Regions from separate parts of the Homo sapiens genome. Here region 2 is linked to region 1. A link is an interaction called in ENCODE POLR2A ChIA-PET data of the cell type or tissue named here. Cell type or tissue: Panc1. All regions are shown on one strand. Links, peaks and the distances in the headings refer to the core of each region. The heading gives the core; the rest is flanking DNA.

Region 1 (8,340 bases), core at 140-8,139:
CGTGAAGGATATGCCATAGGAGCCCAGGAGGATGACTCTGCCAGGCCTGCTTTTGACATGTCTGTCATGCTTCATGCTTTATGCTGCTCTGGGCCATTAAGCAAGAACTAAATCTGATGCCCAATCAAGGCTGAGCTCTTTTTTTTTTTGAGACACTGTCTCACTCTCTTGCCCAGGCTGTAGTGCAGTAGTGTGATCATGGCTCACTGCAGCCTCAGTCTCCTGGACTCAAGTGATCCTCCCACCTCAGCCTTCTGAGTAGCTGGGAGTACAGGTGAGTCAGGTGAGTCCCACCACACCCGGCTAATTTTTTTTTTTTTTTTGGTAGAGATGGGGTTTCACTGTGTTACCCAGGCTGGTCTCAAACTCCTGGGCTGAAGACCATCCACTCGCCTCAGCCTCCCAGTGTTGGGACTATAGGCGTGAGCACTCATCTAGTCTAGGCTGAGCTCCTAAACAGGAAATGTGTGGCATGGCTTCTTTGAAGGTGGCTTTCTCATTCTGAGTTTTAAACCACAACCACTGAAGATGGTTAGTGCCTGCAGAATGCGTACCATTTCCACTCAGAGAAACCATTCCTCCTTAAGGAAAGCTGGGGCCGTTCCTGGTCTGGCGTTCCCAGTGAAGGAAGAACCAAGTGGATGCCCCTCAACCCCAGCCCGAGGCAGCTGTGTCGTTATGGTCCAGCTGGGCACCCCACTCTTTAGGAGGTGGAGAGGGAAACAGGGGGATTGGTCTAGGTTTGTGTGGGTCAGAGCCAGGTGAGAAGTTATAGTAGTTGCTGGGCAAAGTAAATAAGAAGGAGACAGAAAGGCCCAGGCACGCAGGAGACCCCAGCTAAAAGGGCAGGGAGAGGGACACGTTGGTGGTCAAGAAGAGGGAAATGAGGAGGGGCTTTTGGAGATCCCGCCAAAGAGGTGTTCTGTGAACCCCTCCCGCTGACACACCTACTGAAGGGTCCACTGAGACAGCAAAGCAGGAAGGGTGGAAAGGGTCCGCCAGGGGCAGTGCCTGACATGTGCTAGAGGTGACGTAGAATCTGGGATCAGCGACAAAAGATCACACCTAGAACCGTGGTCAAGGATGTGAGCCAGATTTTCTGGGGCTCAGTCCTGGGTTTGTCACTTAACTGTGTCACTTGGAGCAAGTCACATACCTCTGGCAGTCTCAGTTGCTCATCAGAAAAATGGGAATTTTATATATATATATAAAAAATATAATTATATATTTATTTATAATATGTGTATATATAATTATATGATTATAATAATCACAAATGGGATTATATATAATATATAATTATACATTAATTTATAATATATATTTATTTATAATATATGTGTGTATATATACGCATATATACATATGTATGTATGTCTATATCTCTATCTTTCGGGTTGTTTTGAGAATTAAATGACCTAACCCATGTAAAGCCCTGTGTACCGTGCCTGGCATGTAGGATACTTCATCACTGTCACCTGTTTTTGTTGTTATGACCTGAGCATCTCCCTGTTCACCAGCCCTTGTTCTTTAGCCACAGGTTGAAGATGACAGTAGATCCTAAGGAACCTCAGTTCTATCCCGAAATGCGAAGGCCTTTTTACTCAACCACAAAGAAGTGGTCAGCAGAAAACTGGTCATCCCGGCCTCTGGGGCCATGCACAGCACTCAGGAGGAGCTACTATTTTCCCTGCCTGTTTACATGCGGCCTGGGGCCTTGTGGGCTATTTGAAAATTAGGACACGAGAAGTCCAAGCAGCACCTGGTAATTAAACTGAGTCCTCTATCAGAGAGAGGCGTGACCTTGAAGGGCATCCATACAGGAGCCAGGGGCAAAGCAGAAGGTGGGAGGGATTCTCCAGGCTTGACCCTCTCAGCACATCTCAGTCAGGGGTGCCTGGCAGCCTAGATTCCAGCCCTGCCCAGTGCCACCCAGAGACCTGAGGGAGGTGGACAGCTGCTCAGCTGGGTGATGGGAGCCTCTAGAAATAGTTGTCAACCTCATCAAACCAGAGATGAGCCCTTAGGACAGCCAGGGTGTTGATTTCCAGCCAGGCAGGGCATTGGTTCTCCAGTGGGATGTGGACAAGGTTCACTGCAGCCTCTCAGCAGATGAACTAGGGGAGAGACACTACCCCAACCATGCTCCCCCGACCCTTCGGTGTTAAGTGAAAGTATCTTCCTTTTTTCTCTCTGCTCTCTCCGCTTTACAACAAAATATTATCTTTAGTCTGCAAAACCAGGGCCAGGAAGAATCTTCACAGCTAGACAGGGCCATGGAAAGATGATGAGGCATATCAGGAACTATGTAATCTTGTAATACTTCTGCTGCAAAACCTCCTGACGTTCTGAATGAACAGTCACATGCAGCCTCTTCAGTGCAAAACTGAGCTCATAAGAAAGTAAAGCAAATCTGTAGGGGCCAAATGAAGAGTGAACTGGAAGTCAGAGCTTCAAGTACATGACTGATGTGGTGTATCCCTTGGGGATGGGGGTGTACACGCTGGTTTTGGGAAGCAGGGCACTTGGGTTTGAAAGTTCATCCAGGACATTTGTGTGACTCTCAGTTTTTGAATATTGGTGAATAGTGCTGCTTAGAACATTCTGGTATGTGAGTTTTTGTTGCACATAAGGTATTTATGTTGAACAAATATTTAAGAGAAAAATTATTGAATTTAGGTATGTATAACCTCAGATTTGGAGAATACTGCTAAACAGTTTTTCAAAGTTGCTGTTCATTTTAAATAACAGCATATGGGCCAGGCACTATTGCTCATGCCTGTAATCCCAACACTTTGGGAAGCCAAGGCAGGAGGATTGCTTGAGGCCAGAAGTTTGAGACCAGCCTGGGCAATATAGTGAGACCCCATCGCTACAAAAAATTAAAATATTAGCTGGGCATGGTGGCGTGCACCTGTAGTTCCAGCTACTCAGGAAGCTGTGATAGGAGGATCACTTGAGTCCAGGAAATGGAGGCTGCAGTGAGCTTTGATCGCGCCAATGCACTCCAGCCTAGGCAACAAAGTGAGACCATGTATCAAAAAAAAAAAAAAAAAAAAAAGTCCAACAGCAATGACAACAGTGTAGGAGCATTCTAATTGCTCCACATCCTCAATTTGTATTGTCTTTTCCTCAGGCTTATTTTAATCACTCTGGTTGGATTTGCATTTCTTTCTTTCTTTTTTTTTTTTCTTGAGATGGAGTCTCACTCTGTCACCAGGTTGGAGTGCAGTGGCATGATCTCAGCTCACTGCAACCTCCGCCTCCCAGGTTCAAGCAGTTCTCTTGCCTCAGCCTGCTGAGTAGCTGGGACTACAGGTGTGTGCTACCATGCCCAGCTAATTTTTGTATTTTTAGTAGAGATGGGGTTTCACCATGTTGGCCAGGATGGTCTCGATCTCTTGATTGAGATTGTGATCTGCCCACCTCGGCCTCCCAAAGTGCTGGGATTACAGGTGTGAGCCACTGTGCCTGACCTTGGATTTGCATTTCTAGGATGATGAATGAGAGTGTACTTTCTCATATGTATTGTGGCAATTTGATACCTGCTTTTATGAAGTGTTTGTTCAAGTATTTTGCTCATTTTTTCTATTGGGTCATCTGTATTTTTCTTACTGATTTACAGTTTATACTTGATTTATAGATTTGTTTGAAATATAAATCCTGGTGACCATAAATATATTGCAAATATCTTCTCCCATTCTTTAGCTTGCCTTTTCACTCTTTTTTTTTCTTCCTTTATTGAGACGGCGTCTCACTCTGTTGCCCAGGCTGGAGTGCAATGGCGAGATCTCGGCTCACTGCAACCACTGCCTCTTGGGTTCAAGCGATTCTCCTGCTTCAGCCTCCTGAGTAGCTGGGATTACAGGCGCCCGCCACCATGCCTGGCTAATTTTTTGTATTTTTAGTAGACACGGGGTTTCACCATGTTGGCCAGACTGGTCTAAACTCCTGACCTCAGATGATCCACTCACCTCGGCCTCCCAAAGTTCTGGGATTACAGGCATGAGCCACCACGCCCGGCCTCGTTCTCTTAATGGTGTTTTTGATAAGCAGATGTCCTTGATTTTATTAAAGTTCAAGTCTCTTATTTTTTCCTTATAGTTATTACTTTGTGAGACCTACTTAAGAAATATTGCTTAGTCCAAAATAATATATTTTCCTGTGATTTCTTTTAGAAGCTTTATTTTTATATTTTTCAAATTTAGAGCTACAATCCAATCCATCTTGAATTCTTTTTTTGTATATATAGTTTTAAAAAAATATATAGAGGTTGGTATTAATTTTTTTACATCTAGATAGCCAACTGACCCAACACTATTTATTGAAAATAATATTATTTCTCTTGTGTTACATTGTCACCATTGCTGTAAATCAAGAGACCGTATATCTATAGGTCAGTTTCTGGATCCTGGATTCTGTTCCAATGGTCTATTTGTTTATCCTTGTGACATTATCTTACTGTATACCATTACTTCATTCTATAATGAGTCTTGATATCAAATAGGGAAAGTCTTCCAACTTTGTTTTTCTTTAAGATTGTCTTGGTTCTTTTTGCCCCTTAACATTTTCATATAAAATTTAGAATGAGCTTGTCAATTTCCATGCACGCTCACAATAAACCCGCTGGGATTTTTATTAGAATTACACAGAAACTCTAGATATGCCAGATTGTAGAGAGTTTATATCTTTATAATATTGAATCTTCCAATATTGAATGGTAGAGCTCTTACACAACTTCCATTATGTTAATACCTAGGTTTGTGATTTTTTGGATGCTACTATTTATTAGTCTGTTCAGGCTGCCATAACAAAATAACATAGACTGGGTAGCTTAAAAAACAGAAATTGATTTCTCACAATTCTGGTGGTTGGGAAGTTCAAAATGAAGGTACCAGCCAATTTGGTTCCTAGTGAGCATTTTTCCTGGTGTAGGAGATGGTTATTCTTCTAGGTGGGCACCATCTTGCTATGTGTTCACATGATCTCTTCTTTGTGGGTGTGTCGCAAGAGATAGCAAGTGAGCAAGCTCCCTGGTGTCTCTTCTTATAAGGGCACTAATTCCATCATGAAAGGCCCACCTTCATGGCCTCATGTAACCTTAATTACTTCCCCAAAGCCCCATTTTCAAATACAATATATTGGGGGTTAGGGCTTCAACATGTGAATTTTGGAGGGACATAAACATTCAGTACGTAACATACTATAAATTCTTCATGTAGGTTCAAGGTTCAAATGTATATTACCCATTTGGTCTGGGAATTCTTAAGATAAAAGATTAATATAGAAGTGGTATCAAGCAGTGATGGTATCCCTGCAATGTCTGTCAGAAGCAATAAAAAATCTTCTCTGGAGGAACATTCCCTCAATTCAGGCAGTTGAAGATTGCTACAAACAGAGTCCTACTAAATATAAGTTCACAATCCAATTACAAAACATACGAGGAATCAATTTACCATGAGCAAGAGTCAGCCGACCAAGCAACTGATGGATTATGTTTCAAGAACTTAAGATAATAGAACTATCAAATATACTATAAAATAAATATATTTAAAATTATTAAAGACTTAAAAAGGAATTGAAAATTGATAAAGAGAATAAGACTATTAAAAGGAGGAGGCAGATTTGAAAAAGAATAATATTAATAAAAATGAAAAGTATATAGTCATTAAAATTAAAAACTCAATGGACAGATTAGAGACAGCTGAAGGGGAATTAGGGACTTGGAAGGTACAGGAAATTTCACAGAAAGCAGTTTAGAGAGATTAAGAGATGGAAAATATGAAAGAGAGATTAAGAGACAAGTAGGACAGAATGAGAAATTCTAATATACATGTAATGGGGTTTCCAGAAGGTAAGAAGATAGATAATGGGGTCGGGCATGGTGGCTCATGCCTGTAATCCCAGCACTTTGGGAGGCCAAGGTGGGTGGATCACTTGAGGTCAAGTGTTCAAGACCAGTGTGGGCAACATGGTGAAACCCCATCTCTACTTAAAAAATATACAAAATTAGCCAGTTGTGGTGGTGGGAGCCTATAATCCCAGCTACTCAGGAGGCTGAGGCAGGAGAATCACTTGAACCCAGGAGATGGAGGTTGCAGTGAGTTAAGATTGTGCCATTGCACTTCAGCCTGGGTGACAGACGAGATTCTGTCTCAAAAAAAAAAAAAAAAAAAAAGGTAATGGGGAAGAGGCAGCAGTCAAAGTGAAACTGGCTAAAAATTTTTTAGAATTGGTTTAAGACTTAAATCCTAAAAATCAATCAGTCTGATTACTCTTGAGCAGAATTAAAAAAATATATATGTATAGTTTAGAGGATAAAGGAGGAATCAGTAAAACTCAAACAATCCAAGAGACAGAGAAAAGAAACAAAGAAAAGACAGAGTAAGTAGGAAGTATAAAATAAAGCAATGGTAATAAAACTAAATATATGAGTAATCATAATGCATATAAATAGAATAAATTATTCAGTTAAAAGACAGAAGCTAGGTGTGGTGGCTCATGGCTTGAAGTCTCAGCTACTTGGGAGGATGGTGTGGGAGGACTGCTTGAGTCTAGGAGTTTGAGACCAGCCTGGGCACCACAGTTAGACCCTGTCTAAAAAAAAAAAAAAAGAGATTGTTAGAATAGGTTAAACACACACACACACACACACACACACACACACACACACACGCACATGCAGTCTAGTATTCTAGTATGCCTCTTGTTTAGAGAGTGACGCAGAAAGGTAGAAAATACACACCAGGGGAATACTAATCAAAAGAAAACTAGTTCGGCTATAGTAATAACAGACAAAATGGACTTTTTAATACATGTATAAAAACACTTTAAAGAGAAAAATAGTCACTACATATGATAAAAGGAACAGTTCATTAAGATACATTCACCTCCATTGACCTAGCAAGATCACCTTAAAACATATGTAGCAAAATTTTACAAAATTAGGAGGAAAAATAGACAAATCCATACTTGTAGTGAGAGATTTTAACATACCTCTCATAGTAATTGATAAACCAAGAAGACAGAGAATTAGTATGATTATGGAACATATAAACAATATAAGAAGCTTGAACAATAATTATATGTGTAATTTTACACTCAACAATCAGAGAATAGGCCGGGTGCAGTGGCTCATGCTTGTAATCCCAGCACTTTGGGAGGCTGAGGTGGGTGGATCATTTGAGGTCAGGAGTTCCAGACCAGCCTGGCCAACATGGCAAAACTCCGGGTCTACTAAAAATACAAAAATTAGCTGGGCATGGTGGCGGGCACCTGTAATCTCAGCTACTCAGGAGGCTGAGGCATGAGAATCGCTTGAACCCGGGAGGTGGAGGTTGTAGTGAGCCGAGATCATGTCACTGTACTCCAGCCTGGGCAACAGAGCGAGACTTCGTCTCAAACAACAACCACCCCGCCCCCCACTGAAAAAAGTTAGAGAATATACATTCTTTCTAAGCAGATACAGAAAATATACAGATTTTGACCATGTACTGGATATTTATATCATGAAGCTATTTATGTAAAGCTTAAAAACCCATAAAACTATACTATACCATATTCATGGATCTTCATAAAAAACATAAAATACATGGGGGCAATAGATCCTACATTCAGGCTGTAGGTTTTTCTGCAGTTGGAAGGAGGAAAAGGGGATGGGGGAGGGACATATTAGGGGCCTCAGCGGTATATGTAGTGCTTAAAACAACCTTAAATAAGAGATCAGCTTCCTGTCCTGATCCAGAAGGAGTCTAACCTCTAAGCCTCTCTCTCTCCCACTGATTATAACTAAAACTTTTAAAAGCAGAAAATACTTAAGACTTGGAAAAGTCATAGCATGCAGACTGAGGAAGGGAGTCAAAACTTGAAGAATGAATTGTTCAGAGCTGAATTTCTCATTTTCCCCCATTCTATTTCCCAACTTTGATCTGAGGGCAGCCTAGTTGTGGACCTAAAATCCTGAGAAAAACCCTGTATTTCTGGCCAGAGGACTGAGAAAATGGATCCCTGGGAACTAGATAATAGGGCAGCAGTCCCCAACCTTTTTGGCACTGGGGACCAGTTTCATGGAAGAAAATTTGTCCATGGACCTGGGTAGGGGGATGGTTTCAGGATGATTCAAGTGCGTTACATTTATTGTGCCCTTTTATTTCTATTGTTATTACATTGTAACATATAATGAAGTAATTATGCAACTCACCATAAGGTAGAATCAGTGGGAGTGCTGAGCTCGTTTTCCTGCAACTAGACGGTCCCATCTGGGGGTGATGGGAGACAGTGACAGATCATCAGGCATTTGATTATCATAAAGAGCATGCAACCTAGATCCCTTGCATGCAC
Region 2 (8,340 bases), core at 44-8,043, 99 kb after region 1:
CAGAGATGCAGAAAAAGCTTTTGATAAAATTTGTCGTTCATAAAAAATATTCTTAATGGAAGAGAACTTCCTTAATCTTATAAAGGTTATCTGGGGGAACCTATGGCAAACATATGGTGAAATGTTGACAGGTTTCTCTTTGAAAATGAGAATAAGATACAGATGTCCACTCTCATTCCTATTAAACATTGTGTTGAATCTCCTAGACAAACGAAGAAAAGCAATAAAATGAAATGAAAGATATATGAAGTGGGAAGGAAAATATAAAACTCATTATTCATAGATGGTATCATAGTATACGTAAAATATCCAAAAGAACATACAGGTATAAAAATTCAAAGGGCCCAAAATAGCAAAACACTTTTTAGAAGAATAAAAAGATGGAAGGATTTGCTCTACTGGATATCAGGTTATCATAAAACCACAGCCATTTACATAGTATATATATATATATATATATGCATAAGTAGATAAATGGATCAATCAAAGAGAAGGGAGAAATCTAGAAACAGACTCATGCGTATTTTGACACTCGATATTTCACAAAGTTTTCTTCAACAAATAGTGCTGGGACTACTGGATATCCATATGGAAAAAAATTAAACTTGATCCTTATCTCACACCATATGTAAAATTCAATTTCAGGTGAATTGCAGATCTAAATGTGAAAGGTAAAATAAAACTTCTAGTTGATAGCGTAGTATAATATCTTCCTACTCTAGTGTACATAAAGACTTCTTAAACAGGGCTCAAAATATATTAACTATTAAAAAAATTACATTTCACTAAAATTAAGAATTTTTGTTCATTAAAAGATGACAGTAAGAGGGTGAAAAGGTAAGCAACTATTCAGAATACACACACACACACACACACACACACACACACACACACACACACAAAACTCTTACAAGCCAGTAAGAATAAGATAACCCAGTAGAAAAAGGGACAAGACACTGGGATGGGTACTTCATAAAACAGGCTATCCAGATTAATAAACCTATAAATCAGAAATCAGAGAACTTATAGTTTCAATGAGATTCAACTATGCATCCATCATAATGGTTACAACTAAAAAGACTGATAATAATAACTGTTGGTGAGGATGTAAAGCAAAGGGAATTCTCATACATGGCTGGTAAGAGAATAAATTGACATAGCCACTTTGAGAAAACAGTTTAGCATTCTCTATTAAAGTAGAAGATATGCGTATATTATGACCCAACAATTCCACTCCTAGATATGTGCCCAATAGAAATGCATGCACGTGGGCACCAAGAAACGGACAAGAACAGTTAAAGCAGAGCTGCTCCCAACAGCCTCAGAATTTACTCAGCCCAATTGTCCTTAACAGTAGGATGGATAAATAAATTGTGGTGTATTTACTGAATAAAATACAGTAGCTGGCTCACACCCAGTACTTTGGGAGGCCGAGGCAGGCGGATCACCTGAGGGCAGGAGTTTGAGACCAGCCTGACCAACATGGAGAAATTCCGTCTCTACTAAAAAAATACAAAATTACCTGGCCGTGGTGGCACATGCCTGTAGTCCCAGCTACTCGGGAGGCTGAGGCAGGAGAATCACTTGAACCCAGGAGGCGGAGGTTGCGGTGAGCCAAGATTGCGCCATTGCACTCCAGCCTGGGCAACAAGGTAGAAACTCCACGAAAACAAATGAACCTTGGCTGCATGGAGCAACATGGAGAAATCTCCAAAAATGATTTTGAGTGAAAGAAACCAAGCACAAAAGAAGGTGTACTGAAAGATTCCATTTATATGAAATTCAAAAAGCAAAACTAAACTCTAATATTTAAGAATACAAGTTGTGATGGTAAAACTGTCTTTTAAAAAATCAGGGAAATGACTTCCATAAAAATCAGGGTAGTGGCTACTTTAATCAGAGAGGGATGGTATGGTGATTGGAATACAGAGGAGGTTTCTGGAATGCTGGTAATATTTTATTTCTTGAATAGGGTTATATGGATGTTCACTTTGGGATAAACCATTGAGCGATACATTTTTGTTTTTTCCCTGTTCTATATTTGTTTTAACACACACACACACACACACATACACACACACACACACAGACATACACACACACACAAACATATGCGCACACACAATTATAAAAAGAAAAAACAGAATGGTTACATATACTAAGTACAGTAAATTACGAAATGCTGAGTATCAGTCTTTAAACATGAAGTAGATTTATACATAGAGATTTGGAGAGTTTTTGAAGCTGTACCATTACCACTGAGAAAATAAAACAGTCTGCAGAATGATGCACACAATGCAATACATGTATATCAAAACAATGCTATACATGTTTACATATACAGCACAGTCATCATGCATAGAAGTACATAGAATTAATTTCAGAGGCATACATCCAGTCTAAAAACAGTGATTACTTCTAGAGAAGGGACTGAGTATTTGCTGAGAGGGCTATCCGTATGACTGGTATAACTAAAAATAAAAAAAACAAACAAAAGAAGAAGAAAGAAAGGAGGAAGAGAGGAAAGAGGGGAGGGAAGGAAGAAGAGATGAGCAAACCTAGAATTTTGAGCCAGGCCCCCCAAGATCACAATGGAGATGGTATTGAGCAGCTTCATCTAGAATGTTCCTTGAACATTTCTTTCCTACTTCCACTTTTGGGGTTGCCATAAATTTTAAGAATTTGTTCATTCACTCATTCATTCAACAAACATATATATTATTGTGTTTCCTAAGGCAGAGCTTTCGGGAGTTTTCGTGTTTCAGTCCAGCCACCGAGTGGGCCAACATTTGATGATCACATGAAAACCTCGCTCCAATAACATTCAAAATCTTCACCATGAACAGGTGCTGGGTAGATCATGTTTATAAGAATTGTGTGCATTTCTGAGTGTTTAGAATTGTATGTGTTTAGGCTGAGCGCATTGGCTCATGCCTGTAATCTTAGCACTTTGGGAGGCCAAAGCAGGCGGATTGCTTATGTCCAGGAGTTCAAGACCAGCCTGGGCAGCATGGCAAAACTCCATCTCTACTAAAAATAAAACACAAATTAACTGAGCATGGTGGTGCCTGCCTGTAGTTTCAGCTACTTGGTTGGGGACTGAGGTGGGAGGATTGCTTGAGCCCAGGAGGTCGAGGTTGCAGCGAGCCTAAATCGCACCACTACACTCCAGCCTGAGTGACAAAGTGAGACCCTGTCTCAAGAACTGTGTTTTTATTTATTAAGTTAATCAAAGCTTTAAAAGTCTCAAAAGATAACAATGGCTGAGCAGCTTGTAGGACTCTGGGAAACTGCAGGGGAAATACTCATGAAACCTTAAGGAGTAATTTAATAGACTTAGAGATGAAAACGAAACCCCAAGGAGACAGCCCAGGCACAGTAGAAAGAGAGACACACAGTTGTACCAGTCGTTTAGAAGCAGATGTGAACGATGGCCCAGGTGTGACGATCATGGTAGAACTTGATGCAGGACATGTGTGTGGCAGGAAATACAGGCATGTTTTCACACATTCCATCAGGCACAAATGTGCTCTTCGTGTCCAAGAGATTATCTTCTAAACTTGGCCTTTCCAGTGGCACATGTCAGTAAATCTCTGATACTTGACTAGATCTGCTTCTAGAAACAGAAAGAAGCTTCATCTTTCTTTCCATCGCCACAGCCTCCGGGGGTGGCCTCCCTCTCCTACCACCCCTACCATTCATTCTCCATCTGCAGTTGGCATGCTCCTTTAAGAGTGTAAATTAGGGGCCAGGCGCAGTGGCTCACGCCTATAATCCCAGCACTTTGGGAGGCTTAGCGGGTGAAGCGCTTGACAGGAGTTGGAGACAGGAGTTTGAGACCAGCCTGGGCAACATGGTGAAACCCTGTCTCTACTAAAAATAGAAAAAATTAGCCAGGTGTGGTGGTGTGTGCCTGCAATTCTAGCTACTCAGGAAGCTCAGGCAGGAGAACTGCTTGAACCCAGGAGGCAGAGGTTGCAGTGAGCTAAGATTGTGGCACTGCACTCCAGCCTGGGCAACAGAGCAAGACTCTGTCTCAAAAAAAAAAAAAAAAGAGTGTAAATTAGATAATCTTTCTTCCTTGCTTAAAACTCTGCAATAGGCCTGGCATGGTGGCTCACGCCTGTAATCCCAGCACTTTGGGAGGCCAAGGCGGGCGGATCACGAGGTCAGGAGATCGAGACCATCCTTGCTAACACAGTGAAACCCCCTCTCTACTAAAAATACAAAAAAATTAGCTGGGCGTGGTGGCACGCGCCTGTAATCCCAGCTACTTGGGAGGCTGAGGCAAGAGAATCACTTGAACCTGGAAGGTGGAGGTTGCAGTGAGCCGAGATCATGTCACTGCACTCCAGCCTGGCAACAGGGCGAGACTCTGTCTCAAAAACAAAACAAAACCGAACAAAAACCCTGCAATAAGGACAATTTTTATTAAGTGTTGGTGCTGTATTCATATTTTCTCATGTAATCCTCCTAAGTCTCCAAGCACCTCAGTACCGTCATCATTCCCAACTCACTGATGAGGAAGTTGGGCTTAAGGGGGGCCTGCCCAGGCCGGGTGCAGTGGCTCACTGTAATCCCAGCCTGTAATCCCAGCACTTTGGGAAGCCAAAGTGGGCGGATCACCTGAGGTCAGGAGCACTTTGGGAGGCCGAAGTGAGGGGATCACTTGGGGTGAGGAATTCGAGACTGGCCTGGCCCAGATGGTGAAATCCCATTTCTAATAAAAAATGCAAAAATTAGCTGGGCGTGGTGGCAGGCACCTGTAATCCCAGCTACTTGGGAGGCTGAGGCAGGAGAATTGCTTGAACCCGGGAGGCAGAGGTTGTGGTGAGCCGGGATCGTGCCACTGCACTCCAGCCTGGGTGACAGAGTGAGACTCCATATCAAAAAAAAAAAAAAAAAAAAGAAAGAGGGGCTTCCCAAATCACTCCAGCTAATGTGGAGGCTGCTCTCCCACCTCCAAGAATGCCTCCTCCTCCCGTTATGATGTTTTCTTCATAGCATTTATCACTCTCTGAGATTTCCACTTATTTATGTGTTTACAGTCAGCCTTTTCCCACTAGAATAGAAGCCTTAAGAGTAGAGGGACTTTAATTTTTTCACTGCCATATTCCCTGTGCCAAAATGATGCCTGGCACATAGTTGGCATTCAATAAAAATCTGGCCCAGTGAACTTCATGCTACTCTGAAAAGTTTATTAAATGTATCCAAGGTGACCAAGACATTAACCTGCATTTATAATGAACTATATAAATAAATGTAGTCAACAAATATTTTATTAACTCAAAAGTAAGAATGATCTGTGTTATCTTCACATGGTTTGTTTACCAAATACAGACCATATACCAGTCGTTTTTAGGCACCGGTGATAAAAACACCCAGGTCCTTATCTTAAGGGGCTCATAAATGTGTGTGTGTGTGTGTATGTGTGTGTAGGAAGTGGGTGGGAAAGGGAATATAAGCAAGTAAACAGTGTCACTACACTGTGTGGTCAATACAATTATGGAGGTAAACACAGGTGCTGGTGACATAGGGGAAGGGCAGGTAGATCTGAAGGGGGATGAGGAAGGGTGTTGGCAAAGCTTTCGAGAGGAGCTGAGAATACAGTTGAGTTGGGAAGAACAAATAGTGATTATCCAAAGAAAGAATAGGGAAGCGTAAATAGGGCTGGAGAAGCAACTTGTTCTGGGTAGGGAAGCACCATGCTTCGGGAGCTGCAGGGTCGTGAGTTTAACGGTGGAGAATACAGCTGGGATGTGGTGAGGGATCAATCTCGGTGTGCATGGTGCAGCCCTTCGTAGATGACCCTGATATCAGTGGACATCACTTACCCATGTCTGCTTTATTTTCCAGTGGGTTCCCAGTGCTAGTGTGGTGCCTGTCAGATGGAAGGCCCTCAGTAAATATTTCCTGAATGAGTGAATGAATGAATGGATTTGGAATGTTACCCCCAGTACCCCTCGTTCCAGGAGGCAGTTAGAGTTTTACGTAAACAGAAATGTGATCTGATCAACATGCTGTTTGAGAAGGACCACTCTGGGAGCCCGAGAGTAGAAGAGGGAAGACCCGGGTCAGTGAGGCAGGTAAACAAGTGCGTGTGGGAGTGCATTTGAGGGCTGTGGAGTGAGGTGGGTGGCAAGGAAGGAATGGATTTGAGAGCTCCTTGGTGACCTACTGGATGGAAGTAAGAAATAAGGTCACCTCTAGGAGGTTTTCTGATTTCTGGTACAAGGCCTGGGTATGTGGTGGGGCCATTCACAGGACATGAGACTGGAGGTGGCGCAGCCTAAAGGCAAGATACTGGGTTCAGCTGACACCTGGAACACCCAGGTAGAAATGTCTAATGATCAGCCAAAACCTGGGCCTGGGGCCAGGAGACAGGTCTGGGCTGGAAGAAGGTCTGGACATCAGCAGGGTCTGGGCAGTGCTGGAAACCAGACAGTAGGAGGAGAGCACTCAGAGAGGGAGCCCTGTGGGGTGGGCACAGCAGTGGTCTTGGGGGCAGATGGAAGGAATCGGCAGAGGTGACCCAAAGCTGGCTAGCTGGTGGCAGTGGAACCAGTTATGGTTTGGGGGGGTGGAACAAGTTATGGTTTGGGGGAATCAATGGCAGCTGCAAGAGGACCTTGTCATTTTCACCTGCAATAGTGAAAGAATGCCCAGGTTGGAAGCTGAAAAAATAAAATCCAAGATAGAATGAGGTGGGAGGAATGGGCTGAGGCAGGCAGCTTGGAACCAAGAAGGAAGTGGATGCTGGAACTCCCTTTTTATATGGTTCCCTGGGCGAAGTGCAGGGTGAGGTGGCTTTCAGGAACCATTGGGATGAGGCGGTTTCTGCCTTTGAGTAACTTTCCATGCCACCACCCAGGAGATTAGAGCTTCTTCTTCTTTTTTTTTTTTTTTTTTTTTTTTCTGAGACAGAGTCTCGCTCTGTTGCCCAGGCTGGAGAGCAGTGGTGTGATCTCGGTGCACTGCAACCTCCACCTCCCTGGTTCAGGCAATTCCCCTGCCTCAGCCTCCCGAGTAGCTGGGATTACAGGCACATGTCACCATGTCTGGCTAGTTTTCTGTATTTTTAATAGAGACAGGGTTTCACTATGTTGGCCAGACTGGTCCTGAACTCCTGACCTCAGGCAATCCACCCACCTCGGCCTCCCAAAGTGCTGGGATTACAGGAGTGAGCCCTGTGCCCGGCCAGAGCTTCTTTTAAAAATATGTGCCTGGGGTCCTGGCCTTCACCTGTACTTTGCCTGTAATTTTCCACCTCTTGGTCTTTACTGTATAGCACTTGAGCAATCAGCTGTTCAGGGTGGTACAGCTGGAGGCACCATATGCACTTCGGCAATTACATGTCTAGACTCATTACTTACTTTCTTTTGGCACTGATTCCACATGATTCGGGCATTTCCAATCATCCCTAGTTCCACTTCTTAGATCTTCTGACCTCCTGGCCTAGCCCTGGAGAAATTTTATTGCAGTGTTTCGGGTACTGAGAACACAGGATCCTTGCTGGCCTCAGTTTCCCGTAGCTCTGATTTTTTTTTTTTTTTTGAGATGGAGTCTCGCTCTGTCCCCCAAGCTGGACTGCAGTGTGTGATTTCAGCTCACTGCAACCTCCGCCTCCCAGGTTTAAGCAATTCTCCTGACTCAGCCTCCTGAGTAGCTGGGACTACAGGTCTGCACCACCATGTCTGGCTAATTTTTTTGTATTTTTAGTAGAGATAGGGCTTCACCATATTGGCCAGGCTGGTCTCAAACCCCTGATCTCAGGTGATCCTCCTGCCTGGGCCTCCCAAAGTGCTGGGATTACAGGCGTGAGCCACCGAGCCTGGCCCCCTAGCTCTGATTCTAACCCGAGGCCTGCTCAGCACTGCTGATGCCCTATTTGGAAAAAAAACATTTGGCAATGGACCCAAGAAGCCATCAGTTTCAAGAAATTCCGCTTTGGAAGGCCAAGCAAAGGAAGCATTCCTAAATGCAGAAAAAGCCAGAGAACAAAGATGTTCATCTAGGGATTTGCTATACAAATGAAGAGTGAAAAAGTGTCACCTGAAACATCCAAGAGCAGGGGAAAGATTAAATGGACACCGGCATTTCCTGGAGTAGGATATAACACAGCAAGTCTAAATAACAGTTATGAATGTTAGTTAAAAACATTGACAAGCTCATGATTAGATATCAATGAAAAAATGGAATATAAAATTATATGTACCGTCTGATTAAATAACACATATCCATAAAAGTTTAGAAAGAAACCTCTAAAGTGTCAACAGTGGCTCAGCTTGGATTGTGGGATTATGGGCATTTTTTTGTTTCCTGAATTTTCCGTAGTAAGGT

The links. ChIA-PET counts read pairs that join two places held together with the same protein. Peaks named below come from ENCODE experiments on the same cell type or tissue, not always from the same donor. Only the 100,000 strongest peaks of a DNase experiment are listed, where the experiment ranks them.
Region 2: POLR2A ChIA-PET joins it to region 1 with 7 read pairs; 9 of 35 experiments call an interaction of 5 or more read pairs at or near these places.

Annotation. Positions count from the first base shown.
Region 1 is chr21:33,949,590-33,957,929 of GRCh38, forward strand. The region is part of intron 2 of LINC00649 (long intergenic non-protein coding RNA 649); the gene reads left to right. Among named protein-coding and RNA genes, the nearest start is that of LINC00649, 23 kb to the left of the region's middle. In Panc1, for the core only: no CTCF peak of the experiment used is centred there; no DNase peak of the experiment used is centred there; H3K27ac peaks cover 2,098 bases.
Region 2 is chr21:34,048,976-34,057,315 of GRCh38, forward strand. It overlaps LOC105372790 (a long non-coding RNA gene), which reads left to right. Exons shown (of 4, transcript XR_937681.3): 4 at 2,736-2,973. Among named protein-coding and RNA genes, the nearest start is that of MRPS6, 20 kb to the right of the region's middle. In Panc1, for the core only: no CTCF peak of the experiment used is centred there; no DNase peak of the experiment used is centred there.